Linked DNA regions of Mus musculus: all the other regions are linked to region 2. Evidence: chromatin loops called from intact Hi-C (ENCODE). Cell type or tissue: heart. All regions are shown on one strand. Region 1 overlaps Slc2a1 (solute carrier family 2 (facilitated glucose transporter), member 1). Region 2 has its middle 8.0 kb from the start of Gm12865. Region 3 overlaps Svbp (small vasohibin binding protein). Region 4 overlaps Zfp691 (zinc finger protein 691).

Region 1 (8,000 bases), 130 kb before region 2:
TTAAGTGAAATGGACCAACTTCGTGAAAGACATAAATTACAACTTTGTCACACAAAAGGAAGCCAATGATGTGGGCTGTCCAGAATCAGTAACTAACAGACTCCCAATCAGCAACAGGAAGAAATGGGCTTAGTAGCGAATTCTCCCAAACTTTTCAAGATAAGTTATACCAAACCTCTGTAATCTCTTCTTGAAGACAGAAACAGACAGAATGAATCCTAAGTTATTATAATCCAAGATCAAGAGGCCCCGTTGCTTTGGGCCTCTGATCTAGTACTGGATGCAATTGCAAAAGACAGAGTAAAATGCACTTACATCACAATCCAGAGCCCAGAAGAGAAAGAAGCAGCCTGGGTCCCCCTTCCCATGAGGGCAGATTCCCTATGACCCATGTGTCCTCCACCAGCTTTCTGCTTCTTGAAGGTTCCACGGTCTCTATAGAGGAAAATGGAGACGTGAGAGGTGGTGTTTGGTACTCAGCTAACCTGTCCAATAAGAATGTATTCATAGCAGAATTAAGAGAGAAGTTGGTCATCGGGAATTAATCCCAGCACTCAGGTGAGATGCAGGCAAGTCACAGTTGTTCCAGGACATGAATATCAATTTTCTGTTCTTGCTGCTGTATCCAGGCATCTGGGAGACACTTGGTAAATCAATGACGTGAAACTAGAATTCTGAGGTCCAAGACAGGAAAGTGCTTGTATCTGGTACCCTAGAGAGGTGTTTTCAAGAAGATAACATTAGAGCCATAAAAAAGTAAGATGAGGATGTAGCATGCAGCTCAGTTGGCAGAGTGCTTAACCTGCACACAAATGTGTATGTGTGTGTGTGTGCAATTCCCAGCACACTGTAAAGCAGGGTGGTGGTGCAGGTCTGTGATCCATATTCTTGGAGGTAAAGACAGGAGGATTACAAGTTCAAGGTTATCCTTAGCTGCATAATGAGTTTGAGATCAGCTTGGATTATATATGAGTCTCAAAAAGAAAAAAGAGGAGGAGGAGTTTCCTGGAAATGTAAGTTTACAAAAACTGAGTATGCAATCATTTTACCCAGTTGGGAACCCTGTGAGCTACAGTCACAAGTGGCCTGGCAATATGTGTGGTAATAGTGGCTTGGATATTATGAGAATAACCAACAAATTTCTGATTTGTTTTAAAGCCCTCTCTACAAGACAGAACTCATGCTTGATACTTGTCACTGTTAACTGAGACAAAGCCCAGGGCTGGCTAAGTCATAGGCCCTGGACGACAACCTGTTGCTGTTATTTTGCTAAGTAGGCAAATTAACAAACTGCTCCCTGTGTCTTTAACCTTTGCATTCATAGACTAGTGCATCTCTCAACCCTTATCAGAAAAGCCTCTTTTTTTGTAGGAGATGGGGATTAACAAAGGCCCACTTACATCTGGCCAACACTCATAGATTAAGAGGCTGTGGACTACTAAGCTCTAAATGAGAAATCTCTATCACACTTCTTTTCCTAAGACTCAGGTAATCACTGACAAAGAGAACGTGGAAAAATTGTAAAGGCCAGGAATTGTAGACATCTCCAGTCAGACATTGTTTGCTGAATGTAATGTTGTTGCACAGATGAGCTCATATGCACGCACAAGACATGCGCCAGATCCAAAAATCCCAGCACGCGGCGGTGTGGGGCTCACGAAGTACCGCCCTCCCTATCCGCAGAGCAGCCGATCCAGTGCAGGATGCCAACTGATGGCTCTTGGGGTTGATTTCCTTCAGGGAGCGCGGCAGACCCTGAAAGGGCTAGCCATGCTCTAGTACACGGTCCCACATCCATGCGCACACAGGCAGCACTACATGGAGTAGGTTTAAAAAGAGAAGAGGGATACTATAGAGATGGCTCCTTAGCTCAGACTCTGGCTGCTCTTCTACATTTCCAGTCTGAGCTCTCACGTGATAGCTCACAAGCGTCCGTAACCCCAGATCTAGGGGATTCAGCGCCCTCTTCTGGCTTCCACCGGCACCGGGCCACACGTGCTGCATAGACTATACACGCAGGCGAGACGCTTATCTACATAAAGTAAGATTTTAAAATAGCTTCTTTCTTTCTTTATTTTGTCTGAGACAGGGTCTCAGTGTGTAGCTCTGCTTCTACCATCTCCTCTCCTCATCTTCATATGCACTTGCTCACTCCATCACTCTCATTCTGTTTTGTTTTGTTTTGTTTTGTTTTTGTTTTGTTTTGGATTCATCTTTAATCCCAGCACTACAGAGGCAGAAACAGGCTGATCTCAATGAGTTCCAAGCCAGCCTGTTCTATATAGTGAATTCCATATGTTTAAGGCCACATAGTGAGACCCTGTCTCAAAACAAAACACAATCAAAAACAAAAAAATAAGAAAACCATAAAAAACAAGAGTGACTGAACAAGCACACACGAAGAAGAGGTTGTGGAAGGATGGGGAAAGAGTGGGAAAGGAAGGGAGAGAGTGGCGGTAGATTTGACCAACACACATATGCGTGCATGAAACTCTCATTTTAAAACTCTTTGATGGAAGTATTGCTTTCTGAAAAGTGAAAGGGAGAAGATGCTAAGACCTCAGCCGACGCCTGCTTTACGCTTATACCACTCCCCCCACCCCTGTTTTTTGTTTGTTTGTTTCTTGAGACAAGATCTGTATAGCCCTGGCTGTCCCAGAACTCACTCTGTAGACCAAGCTGGCCTCAAACTCAGAGATCTACTTGACTCTGCCTCCAGGGTGCTAGGATTAAAGGCTCCACCCCACCGGCATATTTATTCCACTCTAATAGGACAACAGATGAGGACACTGGAGATCGGAAGCGTAGAGACTTTCCCGGGATGACTCAGCCCAGTAGCGACAGTCTAAAGTCAGCTGCTTCTGACTCTGTTTCTAAGGCAGTGCACAGCACAGGAGAGCGCCTGCGGAGCGTGCCTGATTACTTAACAGTTGAAGGAGTGAACAGACGCCTCACAGAGAAAGTGACAGTTAATTTGGAGTCCTGTGACCACATCACATTGTGCATGTGGAATGCTGTCCTCTGAGGAGAGCAGCCATTATCACCCAGGCTTACAGGCACGTACCGCACTGTGGCACCTGGCTTAGCCATCACAGTGTCATCCAGAGCAGCTGGAATGACTCACAAGCAGCCCTGGGCTCAGGACCTGTTCACCTTCCCTCATGGAGGAACCAGGTGGGACAAGTTTTTAGACCTCCCCTGCCCCCGCCCCTTTTGAGGTTCCAGCTGCTCTTTCTCGAACCTCCCACTATGCCGTAGGCAACTTTGTCCTAGCTACACACAGTTTGGGAAGATGCTAGAGTTTATAGAAGGTGAAACATTAATTGAAATGGGAACTCCATCTGTGAAGCCGTGGGCAACTCAACCCACGCTTCAGGGAGAATTCTCAGTTGGGCAGCTGCGTAGGGGTCACCTGTGTCCCTAAAAGTAGGGCCATTGGTCCTCTAAGCTACATTTGGGTGGCACCTCTGTTCTTTCATTAGTTCCCTGTCTGTGGTTCATAGATGTTTATTCGTGTCTCCCCAAGAAAAGTGCAGGTGACACAGAGCAAAGGCAGAGCAGGAGGCAAAAATGCAGAGCAAAGCGTTAACGTGTTAGATTAAGACAGCTCGGGGAGGGCTGGAGAGATGGCTCAGTGGTTGAGAGCACTTTCAGAGGTCCTGAGTTCAATTCCCAGCAACCACATGGTGGCTCACAACCATCTGTAATGGGATCCAATGCCCTCTTCTGGTGTGTCTGAAGAGAGCAACAGTGTACTCACATAAAATAAATACATAAATAAATCTTTAAAAAAAAAAAAGAACAATTCAAGTAAAAGTTTTGGACTGTATCAGGAGACAGTGTGGAGTATGAAGTCATGTGGTAATATGGCAATGTTGCTTTAGTGAGATGATTTTGAGTGAACAGAACAGGGTGACCAAATATACCTGACCCATCCAAAGCCATTTATTCTCTGAGGCAGACGTGAAAAATCAGCCGTGACTTCAATTCATCTACCAGCCACTAGTAGGCAGCAGTGTGCAGAGGATAGGCCAGGCCTGGTTTCCTCACCAGAATGGCCCAGATGGGAGTCAGGAACAGGGGGAAGAGCAATTGTGTGAAGGGAATCCTAAAGACCCAGAGGGAAAGAGGGTGTAGGAGCCAAGGACAAGGTGGCTTGGTCTCTGGAGGATATGGACTGGGGGAGTGGGGAACAATGGTGAGAGGGACACGTAAAAAACAAAAAAAAAACAAAAAAAAGTGAATTTTCAGACTAAGAAAGATGAAAATTCAGATGTGCTCAATGGCAAGTTAGAAACAAATCTGATGGCGGAACCAGCTACTTCCTGATTGAAACCGAGGCCCTTTTTTTTTTTTTTAAAGATATTTTCTTTATTTACATTTCAAATGTTATCCCCTTTCCTAGTTTCCTCTCCAAAAATCCCCTATCCTCTCCCCCCTCCCCTGCTCCCCAACCCACCCGCTCCTGCTTCCTGGCTCTGCCTGGCATTCTCCTATACTGGGGCACAGAACCTTCACAAGACCAAGGGCCAAGGCCCATTCTAGAGGAGAGAATTCATGGATGCTAACGGTTGCTGAAGGATGGATTGATAGTTTCTTCCAGCTGTAGTCACTGACAAGAAGCTGTCAGCATGGTCCTGCAGGCAACTCTGGTAAAGCTCACGGATAAGGAGGAAGCAGAAGAGGAGGAGGGAAGACCATCGAGATGGCTCAGCAGGAAGAAGTGCTTGCCACTAAAGTCTGACCACCTGAGGATTTTTTTTTTTTTGTTTTAAGATTTCTCTATTATATGTGAGTACACTGTAGTTGTCTTCAAACACAAGAAGAGGGAGTCAGATCTCATTACGGATGGTTGTGAGCCACCATGTGGTTGCTGGGATTTGAACTCAGGACCTTCGGAAGAACAGTTGATGCTCTTAACTCTCCAGCCCCCAACCACCTGAGTTTGATGCCTGGAACCTACAGTGGAAAACCAACTTCCACAAGTTGTCCCCTGGCCTCCACACACATGGGAGGCATGAATGCTCTCTCATTACCTCCACCTCTAATATAGTGAAAATCTTAAAATTATAAAGAGAAATCAGAGTGGGGATGGTTGGTAGAGGCAGGGGCTCAGCAGGAGAAAAGGAAGGGTAACAGTGTAATGAAGGTGAATATGATCAGAATACATTCTACGCATGCATAAAATGCTGCAAGGAAACCCATTACGTGTAATATATGCAGTAAAAAGAAAGACGGGCATTACCTCGAGGGAAAAGGGGTACCCGGCAGGTTTATAAGCAGAAAGACACGACTAAAATTTAGAAGGATCACTACCACAAGGAGATTTGTCGCATGATTTGGGGAAAGGGGACAGTACTACTGCAGCTGGACTGTGAATTGGAGAGACAGTGGAATGGGGGGAGGGGCCATGAATATGCAGTTTTGACAAAAGACAATAGACATTCTTTTTCTATTAATGAATGCACTTTTTGAATCAGCTCTCCTGCCTAAAACTGCATTGGGGAAATTCGGCTTAGGAAGCTGAGAGTGGGTTTTTGTGCTGACGTTAGAAGTCCTGACCAGAGGCTCTGATGAAAACAGAGGTCTAAGAATGTTTTAGTCTTGTCCCTCCTTGCTCTGGAGAAAGGACAGACTCCTGCAGTGGATGCACAGCATTATAATGAGGAAATTACAGGCTGCCGCGGAGTCCAGGTAGTTCCCAGGGAGACTGAGGCAGGGTTGCAGATAAAATGCCAACTTGTCTAGGAGCTGGCGGGGGGGGGGGGGGGAGTGGAGGGGGAGAGGAGGGAGCATCCCCCCCAGTTGGCTTCCAATCAGAAACTGAAGGCTGAAGGCTTCACCTGATGCTCGACAGGTGTGCTCCTCCCTAGCTCAGAGCCCGCCCCCCGCTCTAATTGGTGACGACGTCACTAACTCCGCCCCCGCACAGCAGAGGGCTGAGTGCGTCCCTGCAGTGTGGCCTGGAGGATGTGGCCATCTCGGCCCAGTTGCGCCTGCGCGTCTCCGTGTTTAAGGACAGGGAAGGCTCCAAGGCAAGAGGGCTGTAATCTGGCTTTTTCAGCCCTGGACCTGAACTGAGTAAGGCCGGTTTCTCCCTTGCCTTGCCACGCACCTACTAACTCGCTCCCCAATTGTCCCTACCCTATGTGTTAACGGACAACTTACTAGGCGGTGGTGCGCCTTACAAATAGTAAAAGGCCAACAGGCCCGTACTCCTTATCTGGCCTCAGCAATTCAGGCATGGCCCTTCTCAACTTTAATTTGGAACCCGGCTGGAGTTAATTCCTTATACATTCTCTATAGTTTCCTTTCCTTAAGCCCTTTGACATGCTGAGATTGAATAGCTGTATGCAGGGAAAATTCCCTTTAGGTTTTATAAAGGGATTTTTTTTTCGGGTGGGGGAACAGGGGACAGGAGAGGGGACCCGTGGCGCTCTACTATAGCCATTTCTGGAGTGCCTAGCCTTGGACTGAATAACTCTGAATCCAGACAAATGGGGACATATCCCTTCAAGTGCCTCTGAATTCGATGAGGGAGGTTCTCTGGAAAGGACCTGCCTGTTTAGTGCTGCCCAGACACGGTGAACACTCTCAGGTGGCCTCTGTAAATAGGAAAGCTGCCTTGGATACACAGCGTGGCAACAACGTACTGTGGCAGCACAAAGAGCTCCTTTTGTTTGGGGAACAGGGTATGGCCACGGAGTTGTAAAATATGCTTGTTAAACGTCTTGAAGCCTGTCAGATAAAGATAGGATTCCTATCTTCACTTTCAAGATAGTGTTGAAGCTTGCGCATCGAGGCCATCTCGGGGCTGGCAGGGTTAGCTATCAGTCTGAAAGTAGCCTATGAAAATGCTGACTGGAGTTTTCCTCCGGGTCAGAGGTCAAACAGGTTTTTGAGCAACAAAAGGGACACTGCCAGGATCCCCAGCCACTGGACGGTCACAGCCATGCTATTCTGCCCTTTTCACATCCAACCCAACCTGCCTGGCCCCAATCCACAAGCATTTGAAACCAAGTTTCTAAAAACCAGCCATTTATATCTGCTTAGGTAAAGTTACAGGAGTTTGTTGGTGTATTTACAAGTGGGTTTGTCCAGATATACTATAACTTAGTGTCTGTATTTAATATTGACAACCAAAAAATATATAAATATCTTCCATCTATACACAGCAGGGCAGGAGTGTCCGTGTCTTCAGCAGTTAAGTTCTCAGCCTCCGAGGTCCTTCTCATGGTGTTTGTGTGGCCCTCAGTGCACAGGAGACTAGAACCTGGCAGCCCAGCCTGGCCCTTCCCTCTCCTCCCTGCACTCCAGTGCTTCCAACTGGTCTCAGGCAAGGAAAGATTAATTGAGTGGTTGGGTAGGAAGAGACAGGAATGGGCGAATCCTAAAATGGAGTCCGGACCCCTATGGTGCCGAGGTCCAGGCCTGCGGAAGTGGGTGGCAGCTACCGCCTCCAGCGGTAAAGCCTCCTAGCTCAGAGTTCGGTATTAGTGTGTCCTTGGCCATAGGTCCAGCCCTACAGATTAGCTTGGCAAAGAAGGCAAGTGTCTGGACAGGGCGTGGTCCCCACCCTCAGGCACTGGGCCAATCAAGGTGAAGACTACAGTGTGGAGATAGGAGAGTGGCTGATAAAAAAAAAAAATAACAAAATCAGTAATAAAAAAATTATAAAACCTGCTGCTTATCTGAATAGATCTGAGCAGCAGTCTTGCTTTCATTAAAAATTCTGGAGCCATCAAAGTCCTGAATATCCTCCTGGACTTCACTGCTGGCTGAGGAAAGGCGCCCAGGCCCGGCTTGCCCGAGATCTGTCGGTTCGGAAGAGGTCTCATCTAGCTGCCTGTGCTCCAGAGAGATCCTTGGGCTGCAGGGAGCAGGCCGGGCTGGGTGTGGGGCTCCTCACACTTGGGAGTCCGCCCCCAGAGGGTGGAAGAGCTCCTCGGGTGTCTTGTCACTTTGGCTGGCACCCCCCTGCCGGAAGCCGGAAGCGATCT
Region 2 (8,000 bases):
CAAACCCTTGAAGCTGGCTGGCCTGGTGGAGGTGGGTTGGGCACCATCAACGTGACCAAAGAGTCCCCCCTGGGACAAGGCGGCTTCTGTGCAGTCCCAGTTGATCCCTTGGGGCTTCAAATCCCATCCGGCTGACTGGGCAGCGTGGGAACAAGTGGTATGGCTGGGGGCCTGTGGGTATGAAGGTGAGGGGCCCATGGGCTGAGAGCTGTACTCTGGACAGGGCTCCCAAGTTCCCAGTTAATCGTGAAGTTTTCATCAGACAGGGAAAAGCTGTATTATCAACTGATTTGTCCTAGCTCCCTGCTTGGTTAAAGCCATTACCTGAAATTAGGCACCATAATCAACTGTTTCCTTGAGAGTTAGATAGCATTTTATTCCCAATTGATAAACCAGAAATGAGAGGCTCAAAGAGTTCAACTAAGGTGGAAAGCTAGCTGGGTCTGCGGCTCTCTTCTGCCCTCCCCAAGCATGGAGTTAAGTGCAGGCAGCCAGCTAGCACGCTGGCTTTGCTCCTAGGTGATCACAAAACAGCTAGAGGGAAGCCTGCAGCACAAGGTTGGTGTGTGCTTAAGGTCTCCTTCCTGGTCTTTCTGTATGATGGATCCCATAAATGTATTCAGTCAATCTCTTGGTTAACAGCCATAGGGCCGGAGGGAGGAAACCAGATGAGAGCAGAGATGTAGGAGGAGAGAGTGGATTGGATGGAATCAAGGAAAGGGCTTCCCAGAAGTCTCTCTACTCTGTCCACACAGATGGAATGTCAGGACCCAAAGAAAGGGCCACAGTGGTGGAGATGTGCAGAGATCCACCCCAGCTCCTGGGAACAGAATAAGGAATTCCAGTTGCTGTTCTGGAACTAAAGGCCCGTACACATTCCGCGTCTCTTGTTTGTTATAGATGAGACAGTTTGGGATGGCAGAGGCATGGGGGTGGCCTGGGGTGGGAACGTGCATCTCTGTGGTAGTCTTATCTGTGCATGCCTCTGAGAAGGGACCTGCCACATCTTTGGAGCAACGGCTGGACGTGGCTCTGCGGGTCTGGGACGCTTCACCTTATTGGCATCTTTGTGATCTCTCCTGACCCCCGTGTTTCTGGCCAAACTCTTATCTGAAAATCTTGCATATATCTGGGTTTCTGCCCCTATCCCTGCTTTTTCTCCAGCTCCAAAGAATGCCGCTGTCCTGCCTGAATATGCAGAGGAATGTGGAGGGCAAGGGGAGAGGGTAGCACATGGCCCAGGCTGTTGGCCTACTGGCTATGGAAAACTACTGAGGCCTCCTGGAGCCCAGCAGGCCTGGCCAGACAGGCTCAGAGCCAGGCTCCACAGCAGTCGCTCTTCCAGGCCCCTCCCACTCTTTTCTCTGCAGCCTGGGGACCTGCTGAGATGGGTCCTGTAGTAGGCAAGCGAGCACGGCCTTTCCTCCCACCATCAGCCAGAAGGTCCGCCAGGCCTCTGCCCCTCCCTGGGCGTAGGCATCCCTGGGGGCAAAGAGAAGGGAGTGGGTTTTTTTTTTCCTCTGAAGTCCTTCCTAGGCCTGACATTCTCTTCATTCTGTGAAGGTTAAAGGACAAGTCTACCTTTGTTTCAAGGGCCTCCTGAAAGCAAGAATTCTAGACTCTCTGATCAAGAAAGGTTCCTTATGATAATCTGGTCTTACTCCCCCCCATGTTCTCAGATCCACGGTCTCCCCAAGTTAGCCCTCCATCACGGCTCTTTCAGCACAGGCAAGAAAAGCCGTTTTGTTTGGCTTGAAGGATATAAACGTTTTGACAGATGGAGGTAGGGTTGAACTGACAAGTACTTTAGATGGGGTGGGCGTAGGTAGGCAGGGGAGGGGTATGGCCAAGAGACAGAGCAAAGGTGGGTGGGTAGGTGGGGTAGCTGAAAAGGGTTTGAGCTACACAGAAGGGTTCTCAGATCCCGGGAGGATGGAAGGGCTGCTAGCCTATGGGTTGTTCTGCTCAAAGAGCCAGCTATGGATGCACAACAGGGTGGGAACTCTTGTGGCTAACTGTGCAAGCCTGATCCGCTCCCTTCTGTATGGTGCCCCTCTCGTCTCAGCTAAGAACAGCCTGTCTCTCTCGGGGTTGTGAAGGGTGAATAAGTACGTGAAGTCTAGGTACAGCCCTCCATATCTGATGTGGTGTAGGACGTGCTCAGTCACAGACACACACAATGGCAGGCCTGGCACTGGAACACATGCCTGCAGTCCCAGCAGGAGGCTGGAGACTCTGAAGGTCAAGGGTCAAGGTCATCCTCAGCTGTAGACTAAGTCTGAGGTAAGCCTTGGCTACCTGAGAACTTGTTTCAAAACTGAGGCCTTGTCTCAAAACCAAAACAAAACAAAGCAAGGGTGTGGAGACATGATGGCTCCGTGTTAGAAGTGTTTGCTGTTCCTGCAGAGGGCCCAGATCTGGGTCCCAGCACTGCCATGTGGCTAGCAATCTGTTGTATCTCCAGTTCCAGGGTATTTCTGACATTTCCTTTTGGCCTCCTCAGCCTCTGTATACACACGGTGCACTTACACCCATGCACACAGAATACACATAAACTAAAAGTAAATCTTTAAAACAAAGCCAAAACCCAAAATACAACCCCCAAACCAACCAACCAACTAACCAACCAACCAACCAACCAACCAACCACTCCTACCTCCTATATTTTTGACTAGTCCAGAGGTCCAGAGGGACAAAACAAAACCAGGGGCCAGAAGGAAGCTGGTCCCCGGAGTGGAGTGTCTGCTGGTCCATAATTATATCTCTGAATGAATGGAATAAAGGGCTAGGGAAGTCCTCAGGGGGCTTGGGAGCTGCCTGAAAGTGGGAAGAAAACTCCCACTGAGTGGCCTTGGGTTTTGGCTCTGGGTGGCCACAACCTAGGAAGCCTGTTATGTTCCAGAGAGCTCGGACCTTATCCACGTTCACTACCAGGCCCAGGGCTCCAGGCAGGTGGGGCTGACACCGGAGCAGGAGCCTCTCCGGTGCTGGGCGGTGTAGGTTGGGTTGACGTTATCCAAAGGGAATGAAGAGACAGGAAAGGGCCCCAGGTCCTCTTCCACAGGATCAGAGCGGCGGTCAGAGGGGGCGGAGGAAACCTGGGTGACTGTAACCAAGGACACTTGGTCCCTAGGTTTCGAGGAGGACCGCTGGGTGTGGTGGAGCGTGCCCTTCCTCCCTGCACTCGGCAGGCAGAGACAAGTGGGTCTCTGTGAGTTTTGAGGACAGCTTAGTCTACACAGGAGGCTCCACGCCAGTCAAGGCTACACAGAGAGACCTTGTGGAGAAGGAAAGGAAGGAACACTTGGACAGCCCCAGTCTGAAGAGCTTTGAGAGCTAAAGAGACAAGATAGAGACTTCAGTGGAATCCTGTTTGTAGAGGGAGGCAAAAAACCAAGCTGCGGCCAGCTGAGGAGACTTGAGGGCAGTGAGAGAAGTGAGGCAGAAGGCAGGGCTCACCTCTGCCCAGAAGCTTGCCTGAGGCCTAGGGGATGGGTGGAGGCTGCAAGACTTTGAGCCTCCAGGTGAGGTGGGGAAGGCTCATGCTGCCCAGATAGCTCAGACGGAGGGACTATGGCTCAATACAGCTAAATGGCTTGTACAAAGTCACAGCAAAGTGGACAAATTTCATTATCATACATACATACATACATACATACATACACACAAACAAACAATAACAGAAATTTATTTATGTGGGAAATGGAAAGCAATGTAATGCACATGCGAATTGCTTGCTGTGGCCATAGCAGTAAAACGTGGTCACTGGAGAATTCTAGAGCATTCTAGGCAGAAGCAGGCCTCAGGTCCCAGGTAGTAGAGAGCTACCCAATGCGAGTGCTAGATTCCGAATTCTGGTCCTTATGACTGAACAGCAACCACTCTTAACTACTGAGTCACCTCTCACGGTTTTGTTTCTTTGTTTTGTTCTTTGGAGATAGGGTTTCTCGGTGCAGCCTGAGCTGTTCTGGAACTCACTCTGTAGACCTGTAGGCTGGCTTCCGACTCGCAGAGATCTGCCTGCCTCTGCCTTCCAAGTGCTGGCCTCAAAGGCATGTGCTGCCTCCTCTCAGCCCAGCTACTATATTTTTTGAGACAGATCTCTATTTAGCCTCAAGCACACAGTCCTCCTGCCTCTTGAGTGCTGAGATTTTTGGCCTGTGCCACCACGCCTGGTCTGAGCCACATGTGCCTGCTGTTTCTGAACCCTGTTTGATGCAGCAAATGCTTTCCCTCAGCCATAGTCAGTCCTTGAGGAAGGTCCCTTGTACAGTCAGGGGAACGAGGCTCACAGGTGAGAGCCCACTCAAGCACTTTTGAGCAGAGTAATGAGGAGGTGGGGACAACAGGGCCACTGGTCTGGGAGCTCAGTGTGCATGGGCTTGGGACCCTAGGGTCTCAGAAGGGTTATGGAGGAATTTCTCAAGGCCAACTTCCATCACCATAAACCATGGAGTCTGTAGAGATTCAGTGTGAAACTGCTCCTTGCCTCATGAGTCTTCGGGTCTTGTGGAACTCATTTGAGCCTCAGTTTCTTCATCTGAAAAATGGGAACCATATTTTTTTTTTATCTCTTGCCTGCTGAGGACTGGTGAGAATTGAATCAAATCAGACCCATTGTTTGATGTTGAAGAGTGAATGTTTGGAAAACACTTTGCTGTTTATCTGTATCATATCATTAACCTCGTGGAGATCAGTTCCTTTTTTTTTTTGGTTGCATATTCCAGACAGGAAAACCACAGTTTGGAGAGAGAAGGTTCTCTAATCAAAGAGTAAAGTTGGTTAGTAGGGATTGAAACCCAGGTTTCTAAAACTGAAGGCAAGATCAGACCATGAGTGGGGAGTTGCCGCCCTCTGCTGGTGAGTGTTGGTCACCCTGGAAGGGAAGAGTAGCAATCTGCCTTAACTAGGAAGGGGATGGCTGAGCCCAGAAAAAGCCCTTTCAGCCTTTCAGCCGCTGGGCAGGATGAGTGCAGATCTCAGACAACAGTTGTGGCAGGCACAGGGCAAATTCCAAGCTCTGTTGGGTTTCAAAGTGCATGTCTTCAGGACTGACAGCTGCTTTGTCGGGAGGAGGGGGGTGTTGTTGCAGTATCATGATTTAAAACTCCACTACATTGCTCTTTCTTTTAAAAATTTATTACTTTATTACTCACTTTATTTCTTTATTGTGTGTATGGTCACATGTGTGCACTCTTATGTGTACGAGTGCGTATGGAGGTCAGAGGATAACTGGCCTGGTGTCAGCTCTCCTACCATGTGAGTCTGGCAGATCTAACTCATCAGTCTCACAAGAACCTTTACCCACTGAGCCCGCTTACTGGTCCCACTGCTGTTTTAAAAAATCTAATTATGTATCTATGATACAAGTCAAAGAAGAAATAAGAGATTAAAAAATAAACCGGATCCATTTGGGGACATTTTTATTCTGGACTGACAAATGTTTGTCATGGGAATAGCATCATCTTAAAAACTGCTGCAGGCAACACCCGGAGATGTGCAGCTCAAAGAGCTTTCTTGTTTGTCCTCATTTTATAATTGCTGTAACCTTATGAGGAAGTTGTGTGTTTTTGTTTTATACATACTAAGTTAAACTCAAGGTCACTCTGGCCTTTTTGAAACCAGGGAACTTTCCAAGTCACCATGCTGCCACCCTGTGGCATCCTCAGGGGTTACTAATAGGGCCATGGCATTGTGCCCCACAGGATAGATACCCAGTGCTTCCCAACTCCTTCCCCAGGGAGGGGAAGCTTTGACGTATCAGATACAACTAGAAGCAAAAACTTTCACAAAATAGTAGGCTAGTAGGCTATGTGATTTCTGTGGAATGCTGCCCCCCCCCCCCCCCGGCATACGTGTCTCACCAGGGTGTCAGGCATCATTTGCTAGTCCACTCATCAGACATTAGCAGTACGGAGTTCAGCATCAGTTCTGTGTATTGGTGAGGGGTGGGTTTTGATGGGGGCTGGAGAGCGGTGCTGTTCTGTGGAGACAGTGGAACAGTACGCCTCCACTGTTTACTCTGCCAGGTAAACCTTCTCTCAGGCTGGAGCTTCTAGCGAGCGGGGTTCCTGGTTCTCATAATTGTTGGAGAACTTGTTCTTCAGTGAACCAAGGAAGTTTGGGAATTTTTCCTTAACTTAGTGTAGACCATTGTTAAGGTCTCAGCAGATCATTGCAGTAGGCTTTTGAGATAACATACTTTTATATCAAGCTCATATATCTAACCGCTAAATTAAACACAGTCAAAAAATTGTGTTTCTGAATTGAGGAGATGGCTCAGCAAGCAGGTAAGGGGACCAAGCCTGACAACCCGAGTTTGAGCGCTGGAGCCCACATGGCAGAGGGAGGAAACAGACTCTTGCAAATTGTCTTCTGGCTTCTAGTATGTGTGCAGTGACACTTGTAGCCCTAACCCCGAGACAAACAAATAAATAATAAATGTAAAACAAAGTACATTTCTTTCTCCCTGCTACAAACAACATCCTGAGAATCAAATAAATACCCCCCCAGGGTTTTTCTGATACAAATGGGTAAAGTCTGTCCCCTCTGGTGCCCAGTCACACTCCTTAGTCCTCTTTGGATCTTTTGGAACTTGAGTATTGCTGTGTGTCTGGAAGTGTTGGGAGCTGAGCGAGGGTCTGAAGAACAATCAGTCTGCCTGCTCAAGGTGGCTGCCTCACACAAGATAATGATAGGATCAACTGCAGAGGGAGAGGGTGACTTTTTCATTTCTTCTTTTTTCTTTAAATAATTTACCTATTTTTATTCTATGTGCATTGGTGTTTTGCCTGCACATATGTCTGTGTGAGGGTGCCAGATCCCCTGGAGTTACAAAAGACAGACAGTTGTGAGCCACCATGTGGTTGCTGGGATTGAACACAGGACCTCTGGAAGAGCAGCCAGTGCTCTTAACTGCTGAGCTATCTCTCCAGCCACTTTTGGTTTTTGAGACAGGGTCTCTCTTTGTACCCACAACTGTCTTGGAACTTATTATATAGGCCAGGTTAATCTCAGACTCACAGAGATCTGCTTCTATCTCCCCAGTGCTGGGGTTAAAGGCCACCACACCTGCCTTAGCTGGCATCTTCAGGTGGGCAGAAGGGATGTTTTTATTGGTGAAGGAACACTGATATAATTTGGGGGATTGAAAGGGGTTGAAATTTACCCAACATTCCCATTATAATCTTGTAATTCATTGTTTCTTTACCAACAATATGATCTCAATCACACCGAAAAGGAGATTAATTTATATGAAATTTGGTCAACCACAAGAGCAGATTGTGGTTTGGGGTTTTCAGAAATCTAGACTTTGCAGTATAAGGAACCAAGTCCTTTCTAAGCACAGTGGTGCACATCTGTGATCGCAGCCCTTGAGGCAAGGCAGAAAGACTGAGTTTGATGTTAGCCTGGGTTCTGTAGCACTACCTTATCTTTCAAAAGCACCCCCTTAAGACACTGTGTCCTCTTGCATTCTGTCCGTGTGCTTAGTGGGGGCTTGGAGCTCTGACATCCTCATAGGCTTTTGCTAAGTTCTCCAGCACTCCCTGAGGACGCCCGCACATTCCACAGCCCTCACGTTCTTTATTCCCACCATGATGATCTATGACTATAGCTGCTTGGTGTGCGAAAGTCTTGCTTGTCAAAGGTCTTTGGCTGTCATATTTGCAGGTTCTGACGTTGCGTGCTGTGGACTGACACTGTCCTACTTTTCTGACAGGAATAAGGCTATCACCACTTTACAGCACAAGAGCTCTCATTCAGTTCCAGGGCACATCCAATATAGAAGAGCCTGGTTGGAAGCCACGGCGTGCGTTCTGGGAGCAAAGGGTTTAATACAACACTGGAAGCTTCAATGGCCGCAGGAATGAGGGTGTCAGGGTGATGCCCAGAGGCCAGATTTATCTGCCCACCCCAAACTGGAAAACACACGCGGGAAACAACAGTTTCCAGCTGTTAAACACGAGACCACCAGAGTGATTTTGCAGAGCAGGAGTCAG
Region 3 (8,000 bases), 200 kb before region 2:
AGGTGCTTGAAGCCTTAGTAGAGCAGTGTGGCTGGTCCTTGTGTGGAAAGCCAGTGACAAAGACTCAGGCTAGTAAAGTAGGCAGACTGGGTGGGATTTGAGATTTGATCCTAAAGGCAAACAAGACACCTTGGGTGGAACCCAGACAGCAGGTGAGTGATACAGTCAGGGCAGCCTCTTCCAGGCATTGCTTGGGCTATCGTGCACCAGTGTTCAGGTGGGAGGTGGTGGTGTGATGGATGGATGGAGAGAAGCAGCTGAACTAGAGAGGTGCCGGAACTAGACTTGACACTGGGGGAGGCAGGTCAGTGGGAGCAGCGGTGTAGGCGTCAGCCATGGGGGATGTTCACAGAGGTGCTCTGAGTTAGGGTTTCTTGCAAGGAGTATTCGTTTTCCTTTTAGAGTGTGTGCTTTGAGCCAGACAAGCATCCCTGGGAGCCGGCCATTCTTCCATTGTTCCTTTGCTGGGAATTCACTCTGGGTTGTTACGGTCTGTTTTCTTCAGATTTGTTTCGCATGTGGCACTAGTACAATATCCTTGTTCAAGTTCTGGGAGCTTGCTCCCCTGTGCCCAGATGGCAGAATGGTGTGAAGAGTCTGGGTGTGTAGCTGGATGTACCTCTGTTGAAGATGCACGTGGTTGTTTATAGATTTGTGTTAATACCTCACCATTTTGAATTCAATCTCCTTCATCTATAATTAAAGGCCCCAAGTTTCTAGCTTGCAGGCTCACTGGGATTGAATGAGGCCACAAGGTAGGTAATTCTCTGGTAGGGTCCTAGACTGTAAATGGCAACTCCTGGCCCCATCTTTTCCACCTTCCCTCTCCTAGCTCAGTATTTTCCTCAGAGGTTAAGCTCCTAGAGTTGATCCCCTCTGCTCAGAACAAAGCGCACACTTAGTGCGAGACTCCTGGGTTTCTTCGCTCTCTGAGTTAAGGAGGAAACAGCACCTCACAGATCCTGACACCGATTAATGCCAGTATTGTGCACATTTCATAGTGGATGATGTTAATATTCTGTTTGCCTAGGGAACAGTGGGTCACCTTAGACTGAAGACCCTTCTTCCCTACAGAGCTCCAGACTTTGGGAAGCTGGCCCATGGCCAGTTTTGGAGAGTAAATGCTATCTGTCTGTCTGTCTGTCTGTCTGTCTGTCTATATTTTAAGGACCAGTCTGGCTTTAAACGTTGCCTCCTTACCTCAGCATACCAATGACTGTTCTCCAATTGCAGTTTTCCAAAACTTTAGCATATCTCTTTAACAAGTTCTTTTCCCCAGAAGTGACCCTTGGTTAGGTCACCTGTCACGATCTACAGACTATGTTGTGGTCAGGTTGGGGATGCAGCCCAGTTGGTAGAGCACCCTCATAGTAGGCACAGATCCCTGGGTTTGATCTCCAGTACTACATATACTGGTGGTACAAACCTGTAATCTAAGCACTTGGGAGGTGGAGGCCGAAGGATCAGAGGTCCAAAGTTGTCCTCAGCTACATAGCAAGTTTTAGGCCAGCTCGGGCTCCCTCAGATCCTGTCATGAGACTATTGATGCTCTGTATTCTTGTTAACTGAGGCTGGACGTCTGGTTTTTAAAGGTCAGGCAGACTTAGGCTTGAATTAGGCCTTTGTGCAGGTTACTTCCCTGTCTCCCATGAGAAAGGCAGATGGAATTCTAAGTCACAGGAGGAAGATGAAAAGCAGAGTCTAGTGCTGAGGAGATGTACCACGAGGGAGGCCAGATGCCTGATCGTGTTTCATCTGAGATCTAGATTGTCTTGGGAGTACCTGAGAATACATCCAGGTTCAGTGATTTGCTTGGAGGGGCCTCAGGACTCAGCATGTTGTGGTACTTATGGCTAAGACTGGCTAGAACACAAGGATGTGGCCCCATGTGGTGACACACACCTTTAATCCCAGCACTCAGGAGGCAGAGGCAGTTGGATCTTTGAATGGTAGGCTAGCCTGGTCTACAGAGACAGTTCTAGGACAGCCAGGACTATATCAGAGAAACCGTCTTGAACAACTAAAATAACAAAACCCAAAACAACCAAACAACAAAACCCCAAAACAAACAAACAAAACGAACCCACCAATGAAGGATGTGGTTTGAAATCAGCAGGGGGTGCATGGGATGTGACCACAGAAAGGAGATGCTAGCTGTTCAGAGTCCACTCCAGGTGGCACCTGAGAGTTACACTCAGTTCCTAAAGCCCTGAACTGTGGTCGTTCACACGAAGCATTGTCTTCTAGGGAAGGTCATCAGAGACTCACATAGGCACCCTCTGCCTAGCAGGGACCAAATCCAGACTCCAGAATGAAAGTGGGTGTTCATCACAGACCACGTACTTGCACGGTCTGGGCACAGTGAGCCTCTCTGTTATTGGTGTGAGAGCTAAGACCACTCTGTAAGCAGTCTCAGGCATTTAACATTGCATGTTAAACTCCAGATAACTAGGAATTTTTTTTTTTTCCTATTAAAAGAGCTCTGGTCAACTTGGATTCATTCTTGGCCGGGACCTGGCTTCTGCTCTGAGATCAATAGAATGGACCTGAGATTGCATTAGCTTCCGGTTAGGGGCTTCCATATTCTTAGTAAACTGAACTTACACATGGCGTTCCTGCCTCTTTGTTGCTGTCTCTTCAGCTCTGTGAGGGCCGGGGGGTTGGATAGGAGCTGTGGGAGGTACTTCACGAAGCTGAGTGTCTGTGTTTCCTTTCCAGGTGTTATCCTGCTGTTTTTCTCTCCGTTCCCGCTCACCGCCTTTTACTGCCTGACCTGGTCGCTCTCCTACATCTTCTCCCCTGAAACCCTGTGGGGCAGAGGAGTTCGTATTAAGCCCTAGTGAGAGGAAACCATCATGTCACCACTCCTGCTGGCTCTGTGGGCTTTACGCTTAGCATGCTGGACCAAGACCTGCCTGTCCTCATGAAAGCTTCCAGATGCCTGTGCTGTCCTGTGCTTGGTGCACTCTCGTCTTGAATTACATCAACCCACAGTGGGCCCAGAAACCTTTGCTTCTTTCTCCTTATTGAGGGTTCAGACTCCTTTTGGGATAATACTTTAATCAGTCATGTAGGATAGACTTTTGTTTCCAAGGTAAATTTTAGGCTGAAACTCAAACACAGCCTTGGACACATGAGACTATCTCCAAAAGAAATTGATTGGCAGCCTGAAAGTATCACTCTGTGTATTAGTCAAGAGCAGAGATGCCAGGACGACTATCTATCTGTCTGTCTATCTATAAATAAAGGGGGTTTATTCGAGTGGCTTCTACCCAATGCCCTGTCACTCACAGGTCCCTTACAGAGCTGAAGAAGCAGCAACAAGAGAGACAGGAACCCCATGTTAAATAATCTAACAATGGCTGTCTACCAACAGAAAGTCCAAGAATCTGGCTTCTAAGATCTCATTCTGTATGTTTCTTTTCTAAATTCTCAAACACTAAACTCTACTTAGATGCCAGTTTGTCCTTTAAAATGCAAACAAGAAAGAAATACTGCATGCGATGATATTGCATTCTAAAGCCTGACCTTATGGAGAAGGGAGAGTCTGTCTTTGAGAATCAAGACTGTTGGCTAATTCTGCCATTTCCCACACAGTGGCGCCAGAGCGCCTCTGCAAGTCGTCTGCCTTTGACGTCTAAGGAGCAGAGTGTGTGGAACAACTGGGGCTCAGCTGTCAGCTCACCATTCAGTGCCTTAGTTCCTAGAGAGAAGGTTTTCTGAGATTCCTCCTGGGCTTTTGCGCAGGGACAGAGGTAAAGGACGCCATGAAAGCACGCTGAGCACATGATGAAGTCAGGGAGCCTAGGCAGGTCTCTGGTCTGAACCCAGATGGTGGTGATTTCCCTCTACTCCGAGTGGAATCCTGTGTCGGCACCCTCCCGCTTCTGTCTTCTGGTCCTGACTGAGATGTTTAATCTCTATAAGCCCACATCCTCATCTGTAGCGTGGAAGACTTACTTCCTCCACAGGAAGACAAACGCACAAGCTAGGGCGGTTCCGACTGGGTTTCCTTGAAGTATAAACTGATGTGCCTGTCCCCTCAAGAAAAAGTTCTGTTGCCCGGGTGAGAGTAGGGGGATGTGTGTTTGAGGGGCTAGAGAGGCAGCTCAGCAGTTCAAAGCACTGGCTCCTCGTGACAGAGGAGCTAAACTTTGTTTCCGGCCTCAACAGGTCAGTGCCCAACTATGTGTGGCCCCCATCAGGGGTTCCACACCCTCTGTGGCCTCCTCATACATACATGCAAATACTTTGAGTACATCTGCTTTTAAAAGATTTATTTTATGGTATGTGAGTACACTGTAGTGATACAGATGGTTGTGAGCCTTCATGTGGTTGTTGGGAATTGAATTTTAGGACCTCTGTTCGCTCTGGTCAGGTCAACTCTGCTTGCTCAGTCCCTGCTCGCTTGGCCCAAAGATTTACTTATTATTTATTATACATAAGTAAGCTGTAGCTGTTTTCTGACACACCAGAAGAGGGCGTCAGGTTTCATTACAGATGGTTGTGTGCCACCATGTGGTTGCTGGGATTTGAACTTAGGACCTTCGGAAGAGCAGTCAGTGTTCTTACCTGCTGAGCCATCTCGCCAGCCCCATGAGTACATTTTTTTAAAAAGTGGGCTTTCGCATGCAAACTGGAGTTTTGGAAAATTCAGGTCTATAATTGTGAGCTTAATTCCTTCCTAACACGCAAACATTTTCCAACGGGATCAGCAGGGTATAAAGTAATATGTAATTTTCTTTAGGTTTTTGTTTTGTTTTTAGGGTGAAATGTTCAAAAGTTTATTGTCATAAACACCACTTACGTCTCTGGGTTGTCAGGCTTCATAAACGAGGTTGTTGTTGTTGTTTTTACCAATTCCCCCCCTGGGTTCTTGAATTTGTCATTTAATTGGATCTCTATTGTGAAGAATGGATAAAAGGAATAATTTAACAACTCTTTAAACTTTGAAAAACTATTTAAAAAATTTTTTTAGTTGTAGCCAGGCCTGGTAGCACACACCGCTGCGAACATGTTGATTGGAATGACACCCCTGAAACCCGTGTCTGAGGCGGAGACAACTGTATGCCTCTACTCCTAAGAAGCAGCTGGGTGATGGGCGTTTGATTCCTAAGGGATGAGTCTGACCATCCCTTTCAGAAACCTGACTCCAGGCCTGGTAGTACAGCAGCCCCAAGATGAAAACCAAGTACCTGGCCTGCCCTTACAGAGCTGCTGTTAGCACACTCAGTCACGGGTGTGTGTGTGTGTGTGTGTGTGTGTGTGTGTGTGTGTGTGTGTGTGTAGGGGGTGGGGTCCTAGCTTCCCACCCCTCAGCCCTGGCTAGTAGCTCAAATGGGAGTAAAAGGTTGCATATATCTATGTGTGTACTGGACCCCTGTTATCAGCAGGGCCTAGAACAACATTAGAGGTAGGCAAATTCTTTTTTCTACCACCTGCTCATGTAGGAGGGAATATACTTTCTGCTTTTTTTGAGGGGGAAAGAGGGAAGGAAGAAAGGAGGGAGGAAGAGAAGGGAGGGAGAGTAGAGAGGAAGGAGGGAGAGAGGGAAGGGTGGGAGAAGGAAGGAGGGAAAGACCGAAGCAAGGACAGGCTAACAGGGGAGGGTTCCCAGTCCTCCCTGTCCATTGTCACACAGACACAGCAGAAACAGTGAGAAGTGGCTCCCAATGCATAGACTACCTTGTTGCCGCCACAGCTTCTAGAGAGCAAGGGCACCTTTTAAGGTTTACAGGGACTCGGGTCAGAGGTAGTGCACAGTCGTGCTGTTTTCTGAGCACCTACTGTGTGGCAGATGAACTTCGGATGTGGTTCTTTCCATCTTACCGACTCACGTGAAGCAGAGTAGTAGCACCCCTTCCTTAAGACATGAAGGCACATGAAGCCAAGTGACCTGCCCAAGGTCACCCGACAAGTCCTGACATGGGCGCTTCTCAGCGAGGAATAACCCAGAACTCTGGCTTCCCAGTCCCCTGGCAAACTCCAAAGGCCTGGCTCTCCATCCTATTCAGCCTTTTGTAGCAATTCCCTAGTTCTGTCATTCCAGTAAGAATGGCCTCCCCCCCCCCACCCTCCGTCTGCTCCCGCCATTCTACTCTCTGCTCCCTTCCAGGACACTTCTAGCTCAGTTCCAACCACAGAAATCATAACCCATGAGCCTTAGACACAGGCCAGCTCTCATTTACCGAATCAGGGTCTCACTATGTAGCCCAGGCTGGCCCTAAACTCCCAGTCCTCCTGCCTCAGGCTCCCAAGTGCTAGGATAGGCGTGTGCCCACACCTCAGCTCTCACTTCTCATGGCTCAGAGCCGCGCTGTCGATAGAATCCGTGCCCTGGGAACCCGCACCTCTCTGTCCTTCTTTGCTTTGGCTTTAGCTGCTGAGCAAAGCCCTGGTTCATTTCCTCACGACTCTCCATCTCCTGCGCCTCCCTCCAAAGCCAACCAGGGCTGGAGAGCACTGGCCAGCGCTGCTTGGTGTCTAGTGTCTGCGCATGCCCAGGGAAGCCTCACTGCGGCCCAGCTGTCGCCCGTGCTTCCATTCTCTGTAGAACTAGACTGCCGTCTCACACCCTCTCCAAGCCTCCATCACCTCCCCTTTCTCTGTTACCCTGCTTCTTGCTCCCCAAAGAACCTCCATACTGCCTTACCAAACCCACCAACTCCTACATTCTTTCCCCTTGAGAAACTAATGAGCTGTCCTTATTCCAAAGGCAAAGCTACCATCACTGTCCCCACGGACATTGGATCCCGTCCTTCCTCCTCTTCCTTGTGTCTGTGTTTGAGATGGGTCTCACTTTGTAACTTTGGCTGGCCTGGAGCTTGCTATGTAGAACAGGCTGATGTCCACCTCACAGGTACCGGCTTGCCTTTGCCCCGAGTGCTGGGATTTAAGGGCATGCTACACCGTGCCCCACTCTTTTTTTTTTTTTTTTTTTTAAAAGACCTATTTTAACTGTGTGTGTGTCTGTATGTGACTTTGTGTGGGTACGTGGTACCCAAAGAGGCCAGAAAATGATGGATGCCCTGGAGCTGGAGCTCGGGTGGTTGTCAACTGGGAGCTGGGAACCGAACCTGGGTTCTCTGCAAGAGTAGCCATCTCTGCAAGAGCAGCCAGTGCTCCCGAGCACTGAGTCATTCCTCCAGTCCCACCTACTTCATTCTTTGTTCCACTTTCTGGGAGTAGGCATTCCCTCTAAAGCAAGAACAAACGAACATTTCTGAATTTTATTATTTTTAGGGAAGACACGCAGTTTCACAAGAAACAATGATTTTTCTCAAACAATAGAAAAAAGGTCTTTTTGAAAAATCCACTGTCTTAGATGAAAAGTCTACCCAGCAAGCACTGGGGCAGTTCTGAGAGTAGAAACCAGTGTGGTGGAAGTTACTTATAGGAAGTTCAGTGCAGAGGTCTCCACAAGTCCTGATTAGTTCTGTAAGGCTCCATTGGGCCAGCTCAGGGTAACAGTGGGAATGAGCTCACAGACAAAGGCAGGCACCAGTTCCTCTGCCGGGGATGCAGGCTGGCTCACTCCCCAGGCGGCTGCATCTGCTTACAGAACTCATCAAACTGCTGCTGCTCCAGCTCCGTCATGACTCTGTTGAGAGCATAGATCTGAGTAGAGAAACAGAGACATTAGCAATGGAAGCAGCTGTAGCCATGCTAGAGGGGCCGGGTGGGCAGCGACCAGGACAGGATGGCAGCTTCCATCCAGGGACTGAGGAGAGAGCACAATGAGGCACGGGGCTTGGTCTTTCTGGATGGTCCCTGACAGCTGTGAGGGAACAGCACAGGGTCAGTCCTGGGAACTTGGAGTGTGTTAATGCGGAGTATACATAAGGGAGCTGGGGAGCTAAAAAGACAGGACTGTCTGGGCCTTAAAGCCACTCCAGGGAGTCTGGAATTTCACCTGCAGCTCTAGAGAGCAGCAGACATTGGTGGAATGCAGGGACAACCTGACTATCTTTGTAAAAGATGTCTGGAGGGCAGTAGGGGCG
Region 4 (8,000 bases), 160 kb before region 2:
ATAACTGATGTCAGTGTGTTTGGTCCTGTGTGTGGTGTGATGGAATGTAACTATAGCTAAGCATGACTCCAGCTGTGTGTTATTTAAGAGCTTAGCTGTGTGTGCAGGAATCTGTGAGAAGCTGGCACTGATCCACAATGGCAGACAGAGCTCAAGCCCTGCTGTAGGTGTTGTTAACCTGTCGGAAGATTACAGAAAGGTCTAGAGAGGAATGGGTTGGCAGAGCATAAGACTATTCAGGCTGGGCCTTGTAAGTAACTACTTCTAGGTATTTCTGTTCATCTCAGAGTCAGTGAGTAGATGGCTACTTACCAGGAAGAAGTTGGATTCATCTCTAAGTGGAAGCACCTTTACTTACACATAAATTATAGCCTAGAGTGCCATTGTTTATGGGATTAACAAAAGTGACATTCAGATTGCCCAGAATACATCTATGAGTGGTGGGTAGCCTTAACTCTCCGTGAAAGTTTATCATGGGAAAGTTAAGGAGTAAGTAAAGTTATTTGAGGTTATTCCTGGGGGACGGTATACACAGTTTCAACCAAAAAGCAAGATTTTGTGGGGTCTCATGGCCCGGCACAAGGAATAAAGGTTGTGTTCATTCTCAGGGTTCAGAGATGGGCAGCGAGAAGGAGCAGCGTCCCGAAGCTCACCTGCCCGAGGAAGGAGAAGGGGCTAAACCTTGGAGAGTGGATGGCTCAAAGGATTCTCAGATCACACCTCGGGAGGATCATGGGCAGGAGAGCCTGTTGGCAGGGCTCCACGGAACGCATCCACCAAAGACAAGGCAGAAAGTCACTGCCCAAGCCGGAGGCCCCAGGGATCCCATGCTTTTTTCAAGCCCAGAGACAGATGAGAAGCTTTTTATATGTGCGCAGTGTGGCAAAACCTTCAACAATACCTCCAACCTGAGAACGCACCAGCGGATCCACACTGGCGAGAAGCCCTACAAGTGTTCCGAGTGTGGCAAGAGTTTCTCCCGGAGCTCCAACCGCATCCGGCACGAGCGCATCCACCTGGAAGAGAAGCACTACCAATGCGCCAAGTGTCAGGAGAGCTTCCGGCGGCGCTCGGACCTCACCACGCACCAGCAAGATCACCTGGGCCAGCGGCCCTACCGCTGTGACATTTGTGGCAAGAGCTTCACTCAGAGCTCCACGCTGGCTGTACATCACCGGACCCACCTGGAGCCAGCCCCTTACATCTGCTGTGAGTGTGGGAAGAGCTTTAGCAACAGCTCCAGCTTTGGGGTGCACCACCGTACCCACACGGGTGAGAGGCCTTACGAGTGCACTGAATGCGGGCGGACTTTCAGTGATATCTCCAACTTTGGTGCACACCAGAGAACGCACAGAGGGGAGAAGCCGTACAGGTGCACCCTGTGTGGGAAACACTTCTCCCGGAGCTCCAACCTCATCCGACACCAGAAAACACACTTGGGCGAGCAAGATGAGAAGGATTTTAGCTAAAGGAGAGGCCTGCTTGGAGAGTGAGGGAGAGCATAGAGCCCACCTTGATGGGTGGAGGAGGCCTTTAGTACCTGCTGTGGCCTCCAAGACTACAAACCCTTCACTTTGCGGAACAGCCCCTTCTTGCCTTTGCAGTCAGGAAATCCTGAGAAGGGGCTGAGTAAACACCCTGCCTCTTCCCAGCAGGTTTTTTTTTTTTTTTTTTTTTTTTTTGCCTTGGAAATTCAGAGTGCCCACTCTTCATTTCCTCAGCTGTGGGGGAAATGGGATGGGCTCAGGACATGCTCTTGTGACTGGGTCATCAGTCATCAGTCCCCAGGCTTTGGGGGTAGTGCCTGAGACGGTGTCGTTGTCTACAGGTCCTCCAAAGTTGTCTAGCTTCACACACACACACACACACACACACACACACACACACACACACACACGGCAGTAGCCTGTGAGTTCCTACCTGCTGTGCCTCATCCTGTGTCAGCCTCTAGAGCCTCAGGCTGGGGAGGGGGGGGGGGCATGGCCCTCCTGGTGACCGGCCTCTTCAGTCTGAGAAGGAAGCCTCAGGGATCCACAATCCAGGGACCCTCACCCTCCCATGCTTGTTACCTGGTTTTCTTACCCCGACTTGTGTCTGTCTCCTCAGTGGTCACCAGTAAAACACTTCAGTGAAAAGAACCTGTGTACTTATTTGGGGATGTGGGGCACCGGGGAGAGTATTCCAGGGCAGCCATTCTGCAAAGGCGTGGAGTTGAATTCTGAGAAGGTGGTGGTTCCTCTGAGATGTGAAGGACAGCGGGGCCGAGCCTCTGGAGCCTTTGAAGAGGAGGGGGAGGGAAATGGTCACCTGAATGAACATCCACACGGTAGGCTGCTGGGTGTACACGCCATTCTTTATCTCATTCGGTTGCCACAGAAACCCTCCAGGGCAGAAGATGAAAGTCAAGCAGTGGGGTGCGGTGGGACCAGTGTAGACCTGGCTTCTTCAGCTCATCCGATGCTTTCTGCATATACTTTGCTGGCCTCTGAAGGAAGCTGGCCTAGAGGTGGGTGCTATGTGTGGCCTCTTGATAACAGCCTTGACCTCTTTGCTCTTGGAAGTCACATCACAATCAGAACCTTTCAAACTGGAGACTATTAGTTGAACCCTCTTGTGACTAGGGGAAATGGCAATGACAGGGAGTAGGGGGTTGGGGGTGGGGTGATATAAAAATTCTTAAAACCGGATGATAACGTTTCATTAATAGCAGTAGATTCGTCCCTAGGGCTCGGACAGTAAGGTTTCCTGTCCTCATTTAGGCCTGGCTTCACCAGTCAGTTTCTCACTTGGAAATTTATCGTTCACCCAGCTTTCCTTTCTTACCTCTTCCGTCAACCTGGGGTCCTGCCTCCCTGCGTAAGGAGTGCTCTTCAGTTGTGCCCAGTTACCAGAATGTTATTCTGGTACCAGAGTTAACAAGGGTATGGCCCGTGGCTTGACCCTGCCACTCAGCCTGAGTAGGATACACCAGGAACTTGATATGCGTGAACTCTCGCAGGTACCTTGAGAGGTAAAAGTGGATCCACACTTCACAGATATGGAAACAGGCTGCTGGAGACAGTGGCTTGTCCAAGATCACGGAGGCCATTGATGCCATGACTGCAAATGGAATCTGCTGCCCAGTGCTCAGGAATTTGATTTAAACTATAGAAGACTGGGATGGCAAGATGGTTCAGTGGATAAAGGGGCTTGCTGCCAAGCCTGACGGCCTGAGTTTGATTCCTAGGACCCACATGTTAGAAGGAGAGAGATGATTCCCATAAGTTTCCCTCTGACCTCATGCATACTGTGGCACATGTGGACACACACACAATAAGGAAATGTAACATAATAAATGGAAACTGTAGGAGACTGCTCAAATGACTCCCTTGCGTATGGAGAGTGTTTTACAGTTTGCAAAGCACTTGTATACATCTCTTCCTTCCCTTCTCTCTTTCCTCTCCTTTTTTCCTTTTTCTTTTCCCTCCCATTTCTTTTCTTGAATTGTGTGACCAGGCTTAACTTTACCTTAAGACTTGTAGCCCAGCATATGCTACACATTTAATCCCAGCATTTGAGAGGCAGAGTCAGGTAGATCTCTGGGTTCAAGACCAGCCTGATCTATATATCAAGATCCAGGACAACCAGGGATACATGGAGTGACCCTGTCTCAAGAAACAGAATGTACATGCCTGGCACCTGAGCAAAAACCTTAGGCATATAATTCAGCATAAATTAAATACCAGTTGGCCACTGAAGACAATCATAAGCATGTTGCTGTAGTGCCAGAAAGCCTGAAGAACTGAATGAACACCAGGGGGCGCAAGAGACCGTGAACTCCTAAAACCTCATATGAGAGACATGAGATCTAGAGCACGTGGGAGGCCAAGGCAGGCGAATCTTTTGAGTTTGAGGCCCTCTGGTCTACATAGTGAGTTCAAGAACAGCCAGAGATATGTAGAGATATCTTGTCTCAAAAACAAACAAACAACAACAACAAAACCCCAGTGACATCTCCCTCTAAATCATCGGAAGACACCCCTCTCCCGGAATGGGGTGGGCTGGCTATTAAAGACATGTCCCAGTATGAGTGGAATTTACTAAAAGTCAGAAAAATGACGCAGGAAGAATTTGAGGGCATCAGGAGAGAGAGGTGTTAAGGAACCAAACAAACATTCTGAAATGGGAAATTATAATAATGGAAATTTCTCTAAAGGGTTTTAATAACTGACCTGAGCGAGGAAAAGACTCTGCATAGGCCAGAGGGATGGCTTGGTGCACAGGCCTGACACCTGAGCTACATCTCCAGCTCCACAGTAAACTGAATCTGAAAGCTATCCTCTGCAGCTGGGGAGCTGGCTCGTGGCTAAGAGAACTTACTGTCCTTGCAAAGATCTGGGTGTGGCGCCCAGCACCTACAGCAGGTGGCTCCCAGCCGCCTGTAGTCCAGCTCCAGGGAATTTCAGAAGACTCTGGCCTCTAGAAGCACCTGCACATAAGATAGCTAGGACTACATAGTAAGACCCTGTCTCAAAATTACAAAACAAAACACAACCAGAACAAAAGAAAGCTGTCCTTTTATAGATATGTGCCATATCCCCAATTAAAAAATAAAATGAGATTTTAAAAATACTTTGGTTTTGGAAAAAAATTATTTTTTACTATCATATGTGTGCATGATGTGCGTGTAGGGTGTGTGTGTGTGCCAGAGTGCGCACGCAGAAGCTAGAAGGAAGCGCTATGATCACTTCTCTCCTGCCTCCTTTACTTTGGTCCTGGGGAACCAACTCAGGGTGCCAGGCTTCCGAGGTGAGTGCCTTTCCCCAACTGAGCATCTTGTCAGCCCAAATAATAGCAAAAGAAAAAAGAATCTGGAAACTCAGAGTCAAGTGTGTCATTTGAAATTGTCAGATCAGAGAAACAAAACTTCAAGAAGAGGTACCTTTCACCCCAGCTCTCGGGAGGTCAGAAGCAAGGAGTTACCAGAAGTTGTAGGTCAGCCTGGGCTATCTATTGAGTTTCAGGCTAGCCTGGGCTACCTAGTGAAACTTTGTCTCAAGAAAAATAAAAATGAATAAAGGTGCTACAATCCTAAGGGAGTTACGGGACACCATCAAGTAGACTGATGCATTGTGGGAGTCTCATTAAGAGAAAAGTGAAGGCAGAAGAGACAGCATATTTCAAGAAATAATTACTGAAAACTTTCTAACTCTGAGGGTAGAAATGAATAACCATGCCCGAGAGGCCAGGGAATTCCAGCTCATGCTAAGAGATATTATAGTCCAAACACCATAAAGAAAACAGAGAAAAACGAGTTGTTACACACAAGGGATTTCCCAAAATATTATGAAGAAATTTCTCAGCAGAAACCTGATTGGAAGGAAGATAGTGCAATGACATCCTGAAAATGCTGAAAGAAAAGAGAAAAAAAAATACAGCCAAAGTATTACGTCTGTCAAAAGCGTCCTTCAGAAAGCGGAGGAGGAAGGCTGACTTTCCAAGATAAAAGCCAAGGGACGTCAGTCCTAGACCTGATGTATAAGACCTGCTTCCTGCTTTGATGATACACGCCTGCCTGCAGTCCCAACAACTCAGTGGGCGTCAGGAAAGGCAAGCCTGGGCTACAGAGAGAGACCCCGTCCTAAACAACAGCAGCAGGCCATGGTAGCACACACCCTTTAAATCCAGCACAAGCAGGAATCTCTGAGGTCAAGGCCAGCAAGGGCTGCTACAGAAGGAGACTGACTCAAAAACAAAACAAAACAAAACAAAAACAAGAAAAAGAGAAGAAAGCTAAAGGAAGTTCTTGAGTTCAAACAGGGATAGTCAAGTTGAAACAGACAATGCACAGCAGCAATGCAAAGCATAGGAAAGGGGTTGGAGGGTTAGCTTAGCGGTACTCAAAAACTCTAGGTCCAGTAGTCAGCACTGAAATAAATGAATGAATGAATGAAACAATCATTCAAGTGCTGGAGAGATGGCTCAGCAGTTAAGAGCACTGCCTGCTCTTCCAAAGATCCTGAGTTCAATTCCCAGCAACCACATGGTGGCTCACAACCATCTATAATGGGATCCGATACCCTCTTCTGGTGAGTCTGAAGACAGCTTCAGTGTATTCATATAAAACAAAATAAATCTTTAAAAAAAAAAAACAAACCACAAACCAGAAAGCATACAAAATATAAAAAGCACTGGTGAGTCCAAATATGGACATATCTAGCCACATGGTGGTATATAAATTCCCCAGTTTCTTTTTCAGGGCCTCTCACATGCTAAGAAAGCACTTCATTGGCCCCATAAACTATTAATTCTGGTATAGAATTAATTAAGTTTTTTGAGGCAGCATTTCATATAGTCCAGGGTGGCCTCAAACCAGGTAGCCAAAAATGACCTTAAACTTCTGATCCTCCTGCCTCCACCTCCTGAGTGCTGGAATGACTGGCATGTGCCACTACGCCTGGGTTATGTAGTGCTGGAGGACTTGTGTCTGCTAGTTAAACCCAGATTCTATGTTGAATTTAAAAATGTATTAAAGTTAGGTGTGGTGGTGCATGTCTGTAATTCTAACACCCAGGAGGCAGGCAGAAAGATCACTCATGAGTCCAAGACTAGCGTTTGCTCCATAGCATTTTACTGGATGTAAAGATCTTAGGAGTCACTCCTCTGTCCAGACAGGTAAAGCCTGAACAGATGGAACATCCAAGCGTTCTTAAATCCAGGAGAGAAACAGCCTCACAGGCCACTCATTGCCTGTAGAATGAAGAGACAGATGGCTGGGATAGAGAATTATACAGGGCACAGATCTCTGTAGGAACCAGTGCCAGGGTAGGAAAACCTCAACTGTAATTCATTAATTATTGGAAAGTTAGTGCAGACCATCTGACAGGTAGAAGCTGTTGGGGGATTTTGTGCGTTGGAAGGCTCCACACAGCTGTGAGTTTAACCTCTGGGGACTTGACTCAGTTATTACATTAAATACTGGGGATATTGGTTGGCATTTTGGATGAGAAGAGTGAAAAGGAACCCTTTTAAAATATACCAGAACTTCCCAAGTAGTCTCAACACACAGGAGGCAAAGGCAGGGAGCTCTGTGAGTTCAAGGCCAGCCTTATTAGGAGGGAAGAAATAAAACCTTGTATTTGCAGATGACAGTATCGTGTTTATAGAAAGTCCGAAAGACTGCAGAGTTTGCTCAGTGGTTAAGAACACCAACTCTGTTCTTCGAGGGAACTAGGGGTTCAATTTCCCAGCAAAGCCACCATATATAATGATACAAAATGAGCATAGCAATCAGTCACTAAATACCACCATTGACCCTCACGACCTGAGTTCCATCCCTGGAACCCACATGGTGGGAGAAAAGAACTGACTCCACAAGATGTCTTCTGACATCCACATGTCATAGCCCATGGCACGTGTGTGTGCACCCACACAAACACACATACTAAACAAATATGAAAATTTAATATCTGTGGTGATTTGAATAAGAATGGTCCCTATAGGCTTATACATTTGAATGCTAGTCAGCAGAGAATGGCACTATTTGAAAAGATTTATAGGATTGGAAGGTGTGGCCTCATTGGAGGAACTATGTCACTGGGGGTGGGCTTTGAGGTTTCAGAAGACGATGCCAGGCCCATAGTCTCTCTCCGTCTTTTTGCCTGCAAGTTAGGATTTAGAACTCTCAGCTACTTCTTCAGGACCATGTCTGACTGTGAAATTCTTTCTCTTGTAAGAGTTGCCCTGGTCATGGTGTCTCTTCATGGCAATAGAACACTGACTAAGACAACACCAGTTACATTAACATCCCTAAAAATGGAAATAGGTGAAAAAATAACAATGTGTGGTACAGGTCTACATGAGAAAAGTTACAAAAGTGGTGAAGGAAAATGGAACACAGAGAGTAGGCACTTTGGACAGGAAGCCTCAGAATTGTTAAGATGTCAGCTCTTCCCAACTTTCTCTATGTACCAAATAGAATCCTAATGAAAAGCCTAGCAAGTTATTTTTCAGATATTACA

What was found. Hi-C counts contacts between places; a loop is a spot of excess contacts. Peaks named below come from ENCODE experiments on the same cell type or tissue, not always from the same donor. Only the 100,000 strongest peaks of a DNase experiment are listed, where the experiment ranks them.
Region 1: it touches region 2 in a loop (8-fold over the local background); 8 of 42 quality-filtered maps call a loop at or near these places.
Region 3: a loop joins it to region 2, with 7 times the contacts of the local background. A loop is called at or near these places in 17 of 42 quality-filtered maps.
Region 4: it touches region 2 in a loop (8-fold over the local background); 40 of 42 quality-filtered maps call a loop at or near these places.

What each region holds. Positions count from the first base shown.
Region 1 is chr4:119,136,352-119,144,351 of GRCm38, reverse strand. Slc2a1 (solute carrier family 2 (facilitated glucose transporter), member 1) reads right to left here. Exons shown (of 10, transcript NM_011400.3): 10 at 7,022-8,000. The coding sequence ends at 7,906. Among named protein-coding and RNA genes, the nearest start is that of Gm12867, 8.2 kb to the right of the region's middle. In heart, CTCF peaks have their summits at 1,977 (motif pointing left) and 4,000; a DNase peak (open chromatin) is centred at 5,970; H3K4me3 peaks cover 1,108 bases; H3K27ac peaks cover 2,735 bases; H3K27me3 peaks cover 715 bases.
Region 2 is chr4:119,002,029-119,010,028 of GRCm38, reverse strand. No RefSeq gene overlaps it. Among named protein-coding and RNA genes, the nearest start is that of Gm12865, 8.0 kb to the right of the region's middle. In heart, CTCF peaks have their summits at 4,866 (motif pointing left) and 5,656 (motif pointing left); DNase peaks (open chromatin) are centred at 1,288 and 4,898; H3K27ac peaks cover 4,966 bases.
Region 3 is chr4:119,200,514-119,208,513 of GRCm38, reverse strand. It overlaps Svbp (small vasohibin binding protein), which reads right to left. Exons shown (of 3, transcript NM_024462.2): 3 at 7,216-7,617. The coding sequence ends at 7,531. It overlaps Tmem269 (transmembrane protein 269), which reads left to right. Exons shown (of 7, transcript NM_029198.3): 7 at 2,719-3,459. The coding sequence ends at 2,840. Among named protein-coding and RNA genes, the nearest start is that of Svbp, 9.2 kb to the right of the region's middle. In heart, a CTCF peak has its summit at 3,582; no DNase peak of the experiment used is centred here; H3K27me3 peaks cover 408 bases.
Region 4 is chr4:119,163,651-119,171,650 of GRCm38, reverse strand. Zfp691 (zinc finger protein 691) reads left to right here. Exons shown (of 2, transcript NM_001145936.1): 2 at 609-2,135. The coding sequence starts at 618. The coding sequence ends at 1,469. Among named protein-coding and RNA genes, the nearest start is that of Zfp691, 6.5 kb to the left of the region's middle. In heart, a CTCF peak has its summit at 3,787 (motif pointing right); a DNase peak (open chromatin) is centred at 3,810.